Regions from separate parts of the Homo sapiens genome. Here region 2 is linked to region 1. Evidence: chromatin contacts called from ENCODE Hi-C data. All regions are on one chromosome and are shown on one strand. The core of a region is the stretch at or near the end of the contact, and the rest is flanking DNA. Distances in the headings are between cores, read along the strand shown.

Region 1 (6,113 bases), core at 2,665-5,164:
AGTCCAGAGGGGATCTGGGAATTAAAGAACCACACAAATGAACGTGATTTTAAAATGTGATATACGTTACAAAGAAGCATAGACCACAATGACAGAATATATCTGAGGCCCCTCCTTTGGGTAGAGAGGTCAGGAAATCCCTCTCTTAAAGTGACAATGAGATGAAGACCTCAAGAACAAGCAGGAATTAGCCAGATGAAGAGCTGGGGGAAGATGGTTCAAGCACGAGGAATAGCATATGCAAAGATCCCAAGGAGGAAAGGGCCTAGAGAATTACAGCACCTGAGGGGCAGGCCAGTGGACAGGAGTGGAAGGACTGGAGACCAGAGTGAAGGGATGAGGCCAGAGAGCCTTGGAGGTCAGGAACTTACAGTGACTACAATGAGAAGCCAAGAAAAGATTTTAAGGGGGAGTGAAATGATCCAATGTACTTTTAAAATTTATTTTATTTTCATATTTTTCTTTCTTTCTTTCTTTTTTGGGGGGGTGGGGGCAAGGTCTGGCTCTATCGCCCAGGCTGCAGTACAGTGGCGCCATCCTGGCTCACTGCAACCTCCACCTCCCCAGCTCAAGCAATCCTCCCACCTCAGCCTCCCAAGTAGCTGGGATTACAGGTGCACACCACCACGTCCAGCTAATTTTTGTATTTTTTTTTGTAGAGACAGGGTTTTTCCATGTTGCCCAGGCTGGTCTCGAACTTCTGGGCTGAAGCCATCCACCTGCCTTGGCCTTCCAAAGTGGTGGGATTACAAGCATTAGTCACCACGCCTGGACTATTTATATATATATATATATATATATATATATATTTTTTTTTTTTTTTTTTTTTTTTTTGAGACAGGGTCTCACTCTGTCACCCAGGCTGGAGTGCAGTGGCATGATCTCAGCTCACTGCAACCTTGGACTCCTGGGTTCAAGCAATTCTCCTGCCTCAGCCTCTTAAGTAGCTGGGATTACAGGCACATGTGACCGCGCCCAGCTAATTTTTTTTTTCTTTTTTTGTTTTTTTTTTTTTGATAGAGACGGAGTTTCACTATATTAGCCAGGCCGATCTCGAACTCCTGACCTCAAGTGATCTGCCCGCCTCAGCCTCCCAAAGTGTTAAGATTACAGGCATGAGCCACCATGCCCGGCTCTCTATTTTTATAGTTTTAAGACACAAGAGTCCCACTCTGTTGCCCAGGCTGGAGTGCAGTGGCACAATCATAGCTCACTGCAGCCTTAAACTCCTGGGCTAAAGCAATCCTCTACCTCAGCCTCCCGAGTAGCTACATGCACATGCCACCATACCCAGCTAATTTTTAAATGTTTTATAAAGATGGGGGTCTCACTATGTTGCCCAGGCTAGTCTGGAACTCCTGGCCTTAAGCGATCCTCCCATCTTGGCTTTCCAAAGTGCTGGGATTACAAGTGTGAGCCACCATGTCTGGCCACAATGTACTTTTTCAAAGGTCACTTGACTGCAGTGTGGAGAATAAACTGGAGGAAGTATAATAGTTTAATAGGCAGTATTTTAATGACCATACAACAGCCCATCTCAACTTATGAATAAATCATAATTTACTGAATCATTTCTCTATTTTATTGGACATTTAGACTATTTCCAGTTCTTTGCTAATATTAATATAAGCGACACTGTAATAAACATTCTTGAACCTAAATCTTTGGCAGCATCTCTAATTATTTTCTTTCTTTTTTTTGAGACAGAGTCTCACTGTTGCCCAGGCTCGAGTGCAGTGGTGCAATCCCAGCTCACTGCAACCTCCACCTCCTGGGTTCAAGTGATTCTCCTGCTTCAGCCTCCCAAGTAGCTGGGATTACAGGTGGGCGCCACCATGCCTGGCTAATTTTTGTACTTTTAGCAGAGACGAGGTTTCGCCATTTTTGGCCAGGCTGGTCTCAAATTCCTGACCTCTGGGATTACAGGCGTGAGCCACCACGCCCGACTTAATTATTTTCTAAATATAGATTTCTAGAAGTGGAATTAAGTAAATAAGTTAAAGGGTATGAAATTTTGTGGCTATTTTATAAAAATTGTTTTTAAAAGATAAAGATTTTGATCATTAAATATAAAAAATCTACTTTGCAAAATGGATATCTTTTCACCTATCCAGTCAAATTATATCAGCGGAAATGTGCTTTAAAAAGATGAAAAACTAGGCCAGCGCAGTGGCTGACGCCTGTAATCCCAGCACTTAGGGAGGCTGAGGTGGGCGGATTACAAGGTCAGGAGTTCGAGACCATCCTGGCTAACATGGTGAAACCCCATCTCTACTAAAACTAAAAAAAAATAGCCGGGTGTGCTGGCGGGCGCCTGTAGTCCCAGCTACTCGGGAGGCTGAGGCAGGAGAATTTCTTGAACCCGGGAGATGGAGGTTGCAGTGAGCCGAGATTGCACCACTGCACTCCAGCCTGGGCAACAGGGCCAGACTCTGATTCAAAAAAAGAAAAAAAGATGAAAAACTATCTGGATGTAAAAATTACCACATTGTAAAAAATAAGTGGCAAGATAGTCATCAAAACCAATACTGTCCAACTTCTTGGTCAGAACAGGCCACATTTTAAACAACCAACATGTCAGAAGCAGGCTATGCCTCTGAATCAAATGACTACACCTTTGGGACAACCTAAAATAATCCCAATGTAATGTAATATGCTAAGTATATATCTCTTTGTGTTTTTATAATAATAAATTTCTGACCAGGCACGGTGGCTCATGCCTGTAATCCCAGCACTTTGGGAGGCTGAAGCAGGCAAATCACCTGAGGTCAAGAGTGCAAGACCAGCCTGGCCAACATAGTGAAACCCTGTCTCTATTAAAAATACAAAAATTAGCCAGGCATGGTGGCAGGTGCCTGTAATCCCAGCTACTTGGGAAGGCTGAGGCAGGAGAATCGCTTGCACCCAGGAGGTGGAGGTTGCAGTGATCCTGCTACTGCACTCCAGCCTGGGTGACAGAGTGAGATTCCCTCTCAAAAAAAAAAGTAGTCCAGATGCAGTGGCTCACGCCTGTAATCCCAGCACTTTCAGAGGCCGAGGCAGGCAGATCACTTGAGGTCAGGAGTTCGAGATCAGCCTGGCCAATATGGTGAAACCCCGTCTCTACTAAAAAATACAAAAAATTAGCTGGGCATGGTGGTGCGCACCTGCAGTCCCAGCTACTCGGGAAGCTGAGCCAGGAGAATCGCTTGAACCCAGGAGGCGGAGGTTGCCCTGAGCCAAGATCACGCCACTGCACTCCAGCCTGGGTGACAGAGCAAGACTCTGTCTCAAAAAAAAAAAAAAAGAAAAAAAAAGTATAATGTTTCTTTGTTATAAATATATTTACAAATTGGAAAAAATGCTTCATCAGACTGTGTCTCCCAATGCTGTGCATGGTCACGTTCTGCCAAGCAAAGCTGTCATTTTGCTCTCTCTATTCTCTCACATGTGGCCTCTTTCACACGCAAATTTCCCTCCTTTGTTCCTCATTTCAGTGACCAGCATCTGCATACCCAAGCCCCTTTATGTCCTTGCCTACTTCTTCTCCCTGCCATCCTGTCTTTGTATACAGGCCTCACCACCCTAATATTGACATATTTATTTTCTCTCCCATGGATGTGATCCCCCTCTCTCCCACACTACTTCGCTCTCACTTTCATCTTCCCTCAGACTCCTGAGACCTGTCACCTTTCCTCTCCCTTCTCTAATAACTCCTGCCCCCGGTCCTAGTTCAGGGAAGAACTGTTAAGTCAAGAAATCTGCCAAGGTGGCTGAGGGGACAACTGGGGCAGATGCGTAGATGCTGGGCATGAGGACACCAGGTGGCCAGGCTGGGTTTCCCAGGCCTCTGAGGCAGGAGGGGGTGGACCTGAACTAAAAGATGGGGCCAACGAAGCCGGGGACAGAAGCCAAGTCCTGCTGCTCGACAGCCGGAGCGCACACACAAGCCACCCGGAAATGCTCTGTGGCCTGGATGGGCTCTGAGAGTTGCCAGTTGGACATACTGACCTAGACAAGCAATTAGCTGTGTTCAAGGTCTGCTGCACAGATCATATACTCTTGTAAACTAGGCTAAATCCCCTGTTAAGAGTTACTGATTTTTCTTCCCCTAAATTCTCCAGATTTACAGTCACAATAAGAATTGGAAAACAAATCAGACAAGGGAACTGAACATTTGACACATACCGAACATGAGACTTAATGTTCTTTTATGTACTTTTGGAAACAAACCAGGTATTCAGTGAACACTGGGAGATCTAGTAGGTATGTTTAATGAGAATTTGTACCGGGAAGGAATTTGAGATCAAGGTCAGGAATGATTAATATGCATGCAGGAAGTCATCAACATTTAAGCATAAGCAGTATGAATCTCATTAAATCTTCAATAGCTTCCTATTGCCTGAAGGAACTGGTGGCATTCTAATGATTAAAGCAGTAACATTAAGGTAGAAAACAACATTAGAAAATTAATCTGACCCTCATGAAACAAGCTACCCCAAAATACTAAGCCACAAAAACTGGCTTTGCGAGACTGTCTTCCGCAGCTGTGATTTTTCTTTAAAGTGCAGCATCTCCTTCCGTTAAGTTAGAAGGCTTTGGTAAAAGTGACCAGTGACAGAGGTGTTCAAGGGCTCTCTTTTTAAAATCTAGGTAATTGATACTCTCCCCCACGCTTCACCCCATGGTGAAGCCATCACGTTGCTATCTAGCTGTTTGTCCCGTCTCCCACTCACTAGCCCCAGAACAGCCTTCTCCTGCTGTGTCCCTCACTCGCTTTTCTGATTGCAGTGCCCCTGCGCTCGGGCGATGTCCTGAACAGCTGCTATGCACAGAGCATAAAGTAGGGGAGAGAGGACAGAAGACCACAGAGAGGAGTTGTCCTTTGAAATATCAATTCTTAAAGAGGTTGGTATTCAGGAGCATCAGCTAGTTTGAGGAGAATAAGGCCAGGGAGCTCTTTTCTCTCCTGACCTATTTCTATTTGATCTTAATCATAATCTTACTGACAGAGACAGGGTGTGTGGGACCCCACGTCCAGAATGATCACAATGCTGACTCAAAGGAAAAACAAGGTTGTGATAATATAGACTCTAAATGTGAAAGATAAAAGGGATGGCAAGAGTTAACTTTCATAAAGGAATATTTCAGTACTTAATAAACGTTGTCTTGTGGATGTGGTAATTTTACCACATCCTTACCAGTTTCTTTGCTTCCCTCTGCATCTAAACATAGCCTATTTCAAAACCAAAACAAAATATATGTCCGCAGAAAAACACATACACAAATATTCATAGTAGCATTATTCATAAGAACTAAAAAGTAGAAATGACCCAAATGTCCACAAACTGGTGAATGGATAAACAAAATGTGATATATCCATACAGTGGCATATTATACAGCAATAAACTGACACATGCCACAATAGGGATGAACCATGAAAACATCATGCTAAATGAAAGAAGCCAGTCACAAAAGACTGCATGTTGTATGATTCCATTATATGAAATGTCCAGGAGAGGCAAATCTATAGAAACAGAAAGATTAGGCCGGGCGCGGTGGCTCACGCCTGTAATCCCAGCACTTTGGGAGGCCAAGGCAGGAGGATCACGAGGTCAGGAGATCGAGACCAGCCTGGCTAACACAGTGAAACCCTGTCTCTACTAAAAATACAAAAAATTAGCTGGGCGTGGTGGCGGGCGCCTGTAGTCCCAGCTACTCTGGAGGCTGAGGCAGGAGAATGGCATGAACCTGGGATGCGGAGCTTGCAGTGAGCCGAGATCGCGCCACTGCACTCCAGCCTGGGCGACAGAGTGAGACTCCATCGCCAAAAAAAAAAAAAAAAGAAACAGAAAGATTAGTGGTTGCTTAAGGATGAGGGGATGGGCAGATTGGGGAGTGACTGCTAATGGGTAAGAGGTTTCTCTTTGGGGTGATAAAAATGTAAAACTGATTGTGGTGATGCTTGCACAACTCTTTGAATATACTAAAAAATCACTGAATTATACACCTTAAATAGGTGAACTGTATGGACTGTGAATTATATCTCAAAAAAGCTGTTAAGATTGAACAGACAGGCTGGGCGCGGTGGCTCACGCCTGTAATCCCAGCACTATGGGAGACTGAGGCAGGCA
Region 2 (6,113 bases), core at 911-3,410, 450 kb before region 1:
TCTCTCATCCTATCAGTCTCCCACAAAGGATTCAGGGACAACTGGTGTAGCTCCACTTATGTACTAGGCACTGTAATATTCCTTCTTCTCCCCAGCCGAGTGTTTTTATCTCCTATAAGGAGGCCCCCAGTCCAAATCCACAGTCCTTAAAATTTCACCATCTCACAGCTTGACAGGCTCTTTAGAGATCCAATGACCTTGTTGCTAGGTCTCTTTTGCTAACACCTTTACTCACCATCAGGTTTACAATCTTTGAGGCCTGGCTGACTCATGGAACAACTAGGACAAGAAACAAAGACAAAGAACACACACCTGACTGGACAGAGATAAACCAAGAGCTGAGAGTTTTGGAAACAAGGCTGGAGCTGAGGAAAAGGACTGGGAACACGAACCTGTACAAACAACAAATTCTTACAACAGAAAACAAGCCACTCCTGGCCATCAAGAAACCCACAAATCTCAGAAGCAAAAGCAAAACAAATGAAAATACAAACCAAATAGTCTCTATTACCTTCATGCCTGTTGGGTCCCAATAAAGGAATCATTCCAATAAAGGATTCAACATATTTTTTTTAAACCAATATCATGCAGCAGGTGCCACCGGAGGCAAGTGTACCTGGAAAGCAGGGAGGGGGGCCAGATGATGCCCAGACAGAGAAGGAGGGGTGGCTCATGGATAACACATAGCCCCAGCACTGTCCTTCCTCCCAGATCCCTGGACAGTCACAGTCAGCCCCCACCTCCAAACCCACCCTACATTTGAAGGAACAAAACAGCACACACCAAGGTACAGAACTGACACACAGACTTTTAAATTAGGAACTGGAGCAGTGTCCTTGGTGCCTGAACCTTCTTGACAGAGGACAGAGGCAAGGCCGGGGCCACAAGGGTCCCCACAGGTCTGCTCCACTCCTATTCCAGTGATGTCCCCGATCCCAGGAATGCCAACAAACAAGTACCTGGGAGGTGAACTGCCTAGACTATAAGGTGAATGTGTTAAATTACTGTACTTGGCAGATGTCAGAGGTGGAGTCATGTGGAGGGTGCTGGAAGGGATAAGTGGGGTGCCAGGATCAGAGGCCCAGAACCCCAGGACTTTCACACTGGAAGCCCCTGAGAGAGACCAGTCCTCCAGTTTTACAGATAAAGAAACAGAGGCCTTGAGGAGCTTAATTACTCATCCCCCAAGATCTCACAGCTAGTGGGTGGCCATGACAAAAATTATCTTGGTGCAATGTTGTCTCCATTTCTTTACAAAGCTGCTTAGGAAGTAAAACCCAGGATTTCAAGTTTACAACCTAGTTGAAAGGGCAAAACTTACACAAATAAAACATCACAACCAAAACTGTTCTGTATGCTGATAAAAGTTAAGATAATAGAGCCAAGTAGAGGGGAAGGAAGAAAAGCATTATTGCAGTTGGGTGGAGTGAAGGCTGGGTAAGAGATTTCCTGTAAAGGTAACCACCAGCAAAGAGAAGCCTAGAAAAAGCAGCACAGGAGTCCCATTGTCTTAACTGTGTGTCTTCCTAACCACTTCCTCTTCTCACCCACACCCAAGGTGGCTACTAAGTTACCTAAGGCAGGCACAGGGCTTATTTCCTGTTTATCCCATTCCCACATTCGTTCACCTATTCACTCAACAAACGCTGATTAAGAGCCTCCTAGGATGAATAAGGAATTGCCCCCACTCCTCAATCTCTGGCCTGGGGAAGCCTGATCCGTGAACAGGTCATGAGGTCATGAAACCACAGGGAGCTAGAGGCAATGAGAGGATGGTACAGAGTGCTGTGGGCACCAGCACCTGCTGGAGAGGAAGGGAGGATGTCACTAAGAGATGACAGCGGGACTGGAGGTGGCCAGGTAAGGAACACAGCATATGCAAAGGCTGCAAGGGAAGGAGCCAGAGAAAAGGGAGAAGAGGGACACAATGGGTGACAAGAAGGGGTCGAGGATCAGCAGCCTGGTCAGCAGCGCTAAAGGACGAAGGGTCAGAGACCCTCTGAACCCCAGGCTTCTGTAGCCTGCTGTGTCCTGCAGGGTACAGCTGCTTTTGGGTGTCCTGTGGTTTAAAAAGCTGTGGAGGTTGTCCCATTTACATGCCCAGTCCCTCAGAGTGGGTTGGCTTCCCTCAGCCTCTATCTGCCACTTGTTCTCCACTCTCTGTAACTAATACGTGTGGGACAAAGAATAGGCATTTAACTCGAATTTGTTGGCTGGTTACAGGGGCTGTGGTGACAAAATTTCACAAATGCCCACACCAAGCTCTTGCAGAAGAGGTCCTCGTGTCTTACATGCGGCGGCTACTGCAGATGACAGCAGACCACATGGCAGGATGGGGGCAGCAGGCTGGTTTGGGGAAAAAGGACAACAGATTCGAAAAGAGACCTGCAAACGACAAGAGAAATGTACCCACAGAGAATAACGTTAGCTGTTGCACCGCCTCTGGGCGAGCTCAGCCTGCACATGGTCCTGGCACTGTCCTTCCTCCACCTCAGGTGGTCCCACAGGGGATGGAGGAAGCAGGAGTGTTCCACCGCCCCTTGCAAATCCCCTGGGCAGCCGTGGGAGGAAGAGCTGACACCCAGCAGCAGAGGGCGCCCCTGCTCCAGTTGCGCCCGGTCTCCTGGGACCCACCGCGATAAGGTGGCAGAACCCATCACCGAAAGGTAAGGTAAAGCTACACCTTGATGAGAGAACACAGTAACCCCAACCACATTCAGCAACTGGAGGCGCCTTCATCCTCAAGGTAAAGCTGCCCTCCCTGGTTTGGGAAACAAGCAAAGGCTCTTAATTCGCCTGGAACCAGCCTTAAAGGCAGGAGATCACAGCCCATTAGCTGAGGCTGTGCCTAGCAGGAACAATAAATAAGGTAAATAGAGCTGTGTCCAAACAATGACAGCAGAGAACAACCTATCTACTTCCTAATCTAGGTCATTTAGGGTCTGGGTGCTGGTCTAAGCTGTTCAGGACATGGTTGGCTCCTGAGCTAGCAGAGTGGGTACAGGTCCAGGAGGGACAGTCTACACCTAGGAGGACCCTCAGCCCACACAAAATCCAATTTATGCTCAAATTCCAGCTTTCTTCCCTTTCCCTCCAAGGCCCTTAAATGCCAAAAACTGGGCCCAGGCCACCCAGATGGTTCAGTGTGAAAAGCAGGTACTCTCTGGGCACTACCAGGATGCTCACAGCAACTCCTAGGACCAGGGCAGCTGCAGCACTCATTACTGACCATCCCAGTACGTTTGAAGGAGGAAAGAGCTATGTGACAACTCGACCTTCAGAGCCACAGGGACCAAGGGATATGAGTTAGGGCCTTTGTAGGGAGGTGATAGAAATTAACAGAGCAGAGCCTGAGAGGTCTATTCCCATATGCGGTCAAGGCAAGAAAAACTAAACAAAGGGCAAGAATCTGGGTGTGAACTAAGATCATTTCAAAACCGGCCAGTGGACAATGACCTCCACTGAATTTTAAAGCTGCACCGAAATAAAAACTGCCTTGGGATTTCAGCATATCAGAAACCCACACTTAAAAGGCAAAACTCAAAACCACAAAATCATCTTTAACGATAAGAAATAAACACTGAGATACTAAAATGGAATGTAAAAATCTAACGATATAAGTATAACAGTAACTGGGAATATGATATAAATTCAGGTCTTTGGAGTCTAATCAGAGCTCTGGGCACAGAGACTCAGGACTCACTATCATGCTATGAACACAAGGTTATTTCAAAATTCTTCAAGTAAGCCACATCCGTTTCATATATTCAAGTTCTCCCCCAAAGAGAGCTGGTATACTTTTGCATAAATACTTCAAATCAAAAGTTCTAAACACTGGGACACTTTTAAAACTCCAAGAACAATGGCAGCTTTGCTTCACTGTCTTTGGCAATAATTCATTTCCTCAAGGATTAAAGATTCTGCCCCTAGCTATGCAAGCTGGTCAGAGGAAACATGAAATATTGCACCATTAGAACAAGAACACTATTATTGCTTAATTTAAAACACAGCCTGCTTAGTTTGTCCAAATTAAGACCTAAAAAGTTAGAAAGTAGCATTATGTGGCAATTGTGTCACCTTTACATTTAACCCATTTTCAAACTCAGAATTTAATTTTTGCTAAAGTAATAAGTACAAATGATAGGAAATCAAAAAATAAAAGACTTAACGGTAGAAAGCAACAGATTCCAAACTCATCCCAAGCCCCACACTCCGGACAAACCTCTTACTTTTCATTCTGGATTTACTTCTCCATAATTCTGGATTATTATATATGTATTGATTTATCAGCTTTAGGCAATAACTGTTGGCCCCATAATATGAAAAGGAAAGAACAAACTGCCACCTCCCATCCTATGTTTAATAACTAGATTTAGTTCCTCTATTTGCTACTCTGAGTTTTAAAGATTTAAACCTCTATTTTCCCTTCAACTTTTGACAGAAATCTTGATTCCCTAGTTAGTGAGACAAAGCTATGAGCATTTGGATTCTTCCTTCCAAACTTTCCTCTTAGTTTCTCCATGTCTTGCTATCTACCAGCTACACCTTTACACTTACAGGACCTATTACCACTTACATTTTGACTTTTAACCACAATTCAGTCATCTATTCTTTTACATAGCCAAATAAGTATTACTCAGTGCTGAACCAAACTGTATTCTGATTTTCCTTTTTCTGTCTGGGAGCAGTATCAGAAGCCCTCAGCCTCAAAAGAAACTGTTCCTAGCATTAAGGTCAAACAGACTTGCTATTCTTACATTCTATCAATTGCTTTGTGTACTTCACATTTGGACCATGACTCTTGCTTTCCTTGGCTTTTCTCATTGCCTTTCTTTTTTCTTCTATTGTTCACCTTTATCCAAGCCTCAATCTTCTCTAAGCTCCCAAGCCATACCCGCGTTAAATCAGGATCTCATCTTGGCTCACACTCCCTTCTCAGAGCCCCTGGACCTTTCTGCAGCAATGTAGACCTGATGTTCTGCCGGGCCTGCTACACAGGATCATGCTGGAACAGCCCTTCATGGCTATCCTGGGGTAACTGGATTTGATCTGGGATCTGATGTTCCCCCTTGTTTGAATTACTTTCTTAAATACTGTCCTAATAGCATATGACAGGTAAACTGAGTGTGACTCTGCATATACAAAAATGTCTTTATGCTGCTCTCACTCTTGATAGTTTGGGTGTAAAACTCCAGGTTGAAAAACATTTTCTTCAGAACCTTGATGGCACTGCTGTAATTAATTCTAGTATCCAGTGTTGCCAGTGGAAATTCTGGTGTTAGTCTGACTCTCAAAAGGGTAACTTCTTTTTTTTGAGACAGTCTCTCTCTGTTGCCCAGGCTGGAGTGCAGTGGCATGATCTCTACCTACTGCAACCTTTGCCTCCCGGGTTCAAGTGCTTCTCATGCCTCAGCCACCCAAGTAGCTGGGATTACAGGCATGTGCCATCACGCCTGGCTACTTTTTGTACTTTTATTAGAGATGGGGTTTTGCCATGTTGACCAGGCTGGTCTTGAACTCCTGGCCTCAAGGGATCCGCCTACCTTGAGGCCCCAGCTACCTCAGTCTCCCAAAGTGCGTGAACCACCGTGCTCCACCACGTTCTCTACTTTACCCAAGGCATTCTCAACAGCATGATGGTGAGCCTATGTGGGACCTCTTTCACTCCACAGACTTAGGACATGAATTTCCTGGAAACTCTTTTTATTGTGTGTGGATCGTTTCATTTGTATGTTTTCTGTCCTCTTTCTGAAACCTCTGTTAACTAGTCAGGTGGTGAACCTCCTGGGTTAATCTACCCTTTCTCTCATTTTCCCTCCTTCTCTGTGGTTCTGAGATTTTTCAACTGTATTTTCTGGTATTTATACTGACATTTTTAATTTCAGTAGTCACATTTGCAGTCTTCAAGAGCTCTTTGTTCTGACTGTGCCTTTTACATAACAGATCCTAATCTTATTCTGTGGGTTTAACATGTTCCCAAAATTCTAAGCATTTTGCCTAGAAGTTTTCCTACAGTTCTTTGTGTTCCTGGATTATCTGTTTCTTGTAGTTTTTCTGTTGGTTTGCTTCGGCCATTGCCTTTTATGCTGCTAGCTCTCATCACATGCCTGATA

The links. Hi-C counts contacts between places; a loop is a spot of excess contacts on that map. Pooled maps may share reads with other maps.
Region 2: a loop to region 1 is called in a pooled map, with 3 times the contacts of the local background. The contact joins two enhancer-like sites. A Hi-C loop is called at or near these places in 2 of 168 maps with a recorded cell type or tissue (CD8-positive, alpha-beta T cell and naive thymus-derived CD4-positive, alpha-beta T cell) and 6 of 50 pooled maps.

Annotation. Positions count from the first base shown.
Region 1 is chr2:172,010,997-172,017,109 of GRCh38, reverse strand. The region is part of intron 1 of METAP1D (methionyl aminopeptidase type 1D, mitochondrial); the gene reads right to left. Among named protein-coding and RNA genes, the nearest start is that of METAP1D, 14 kb to the right of the region's middle. RefSeq lists an enhancer at 3,517-3,596. Within about 2 kb of position 3,914, at least 3 of the 41 ENCODE cell types and tissues checked have a DNase peak (open chromatin) inside an H3K27ac peak, as active enhancers do.
Region 2 is chr2:172,458,703-172,464,815 of GRCh38, reverse strand. All of the region lies in intron 1 of ITGA6 (integrin subunit alpha 6), which reads right to left. ITGA6-AS1 (ITGA6 and PDK1 antisense RNA 1) reads left to right here. Exons shown (of 2, transcript NR_157573.1): 2 at 242-554. It overlaps PDK1-AS1 (PDK1 and ITGA6 antisense RNA 1), which reads left to right. Exons shown (of 4, transcript NR_199657.1): 4 at 242-550. Among named protein-coding and RNA genes, the nearest start is that of ITGA6-AS1, 4.3 kb to the left of the region's middle. Within about 2 kb of position 2,160, at least 17 of the 41 ENCODE cell types and tissues checked have a DNase peak (open chromatin) inside an H3K27ac peak, as active enhancers do.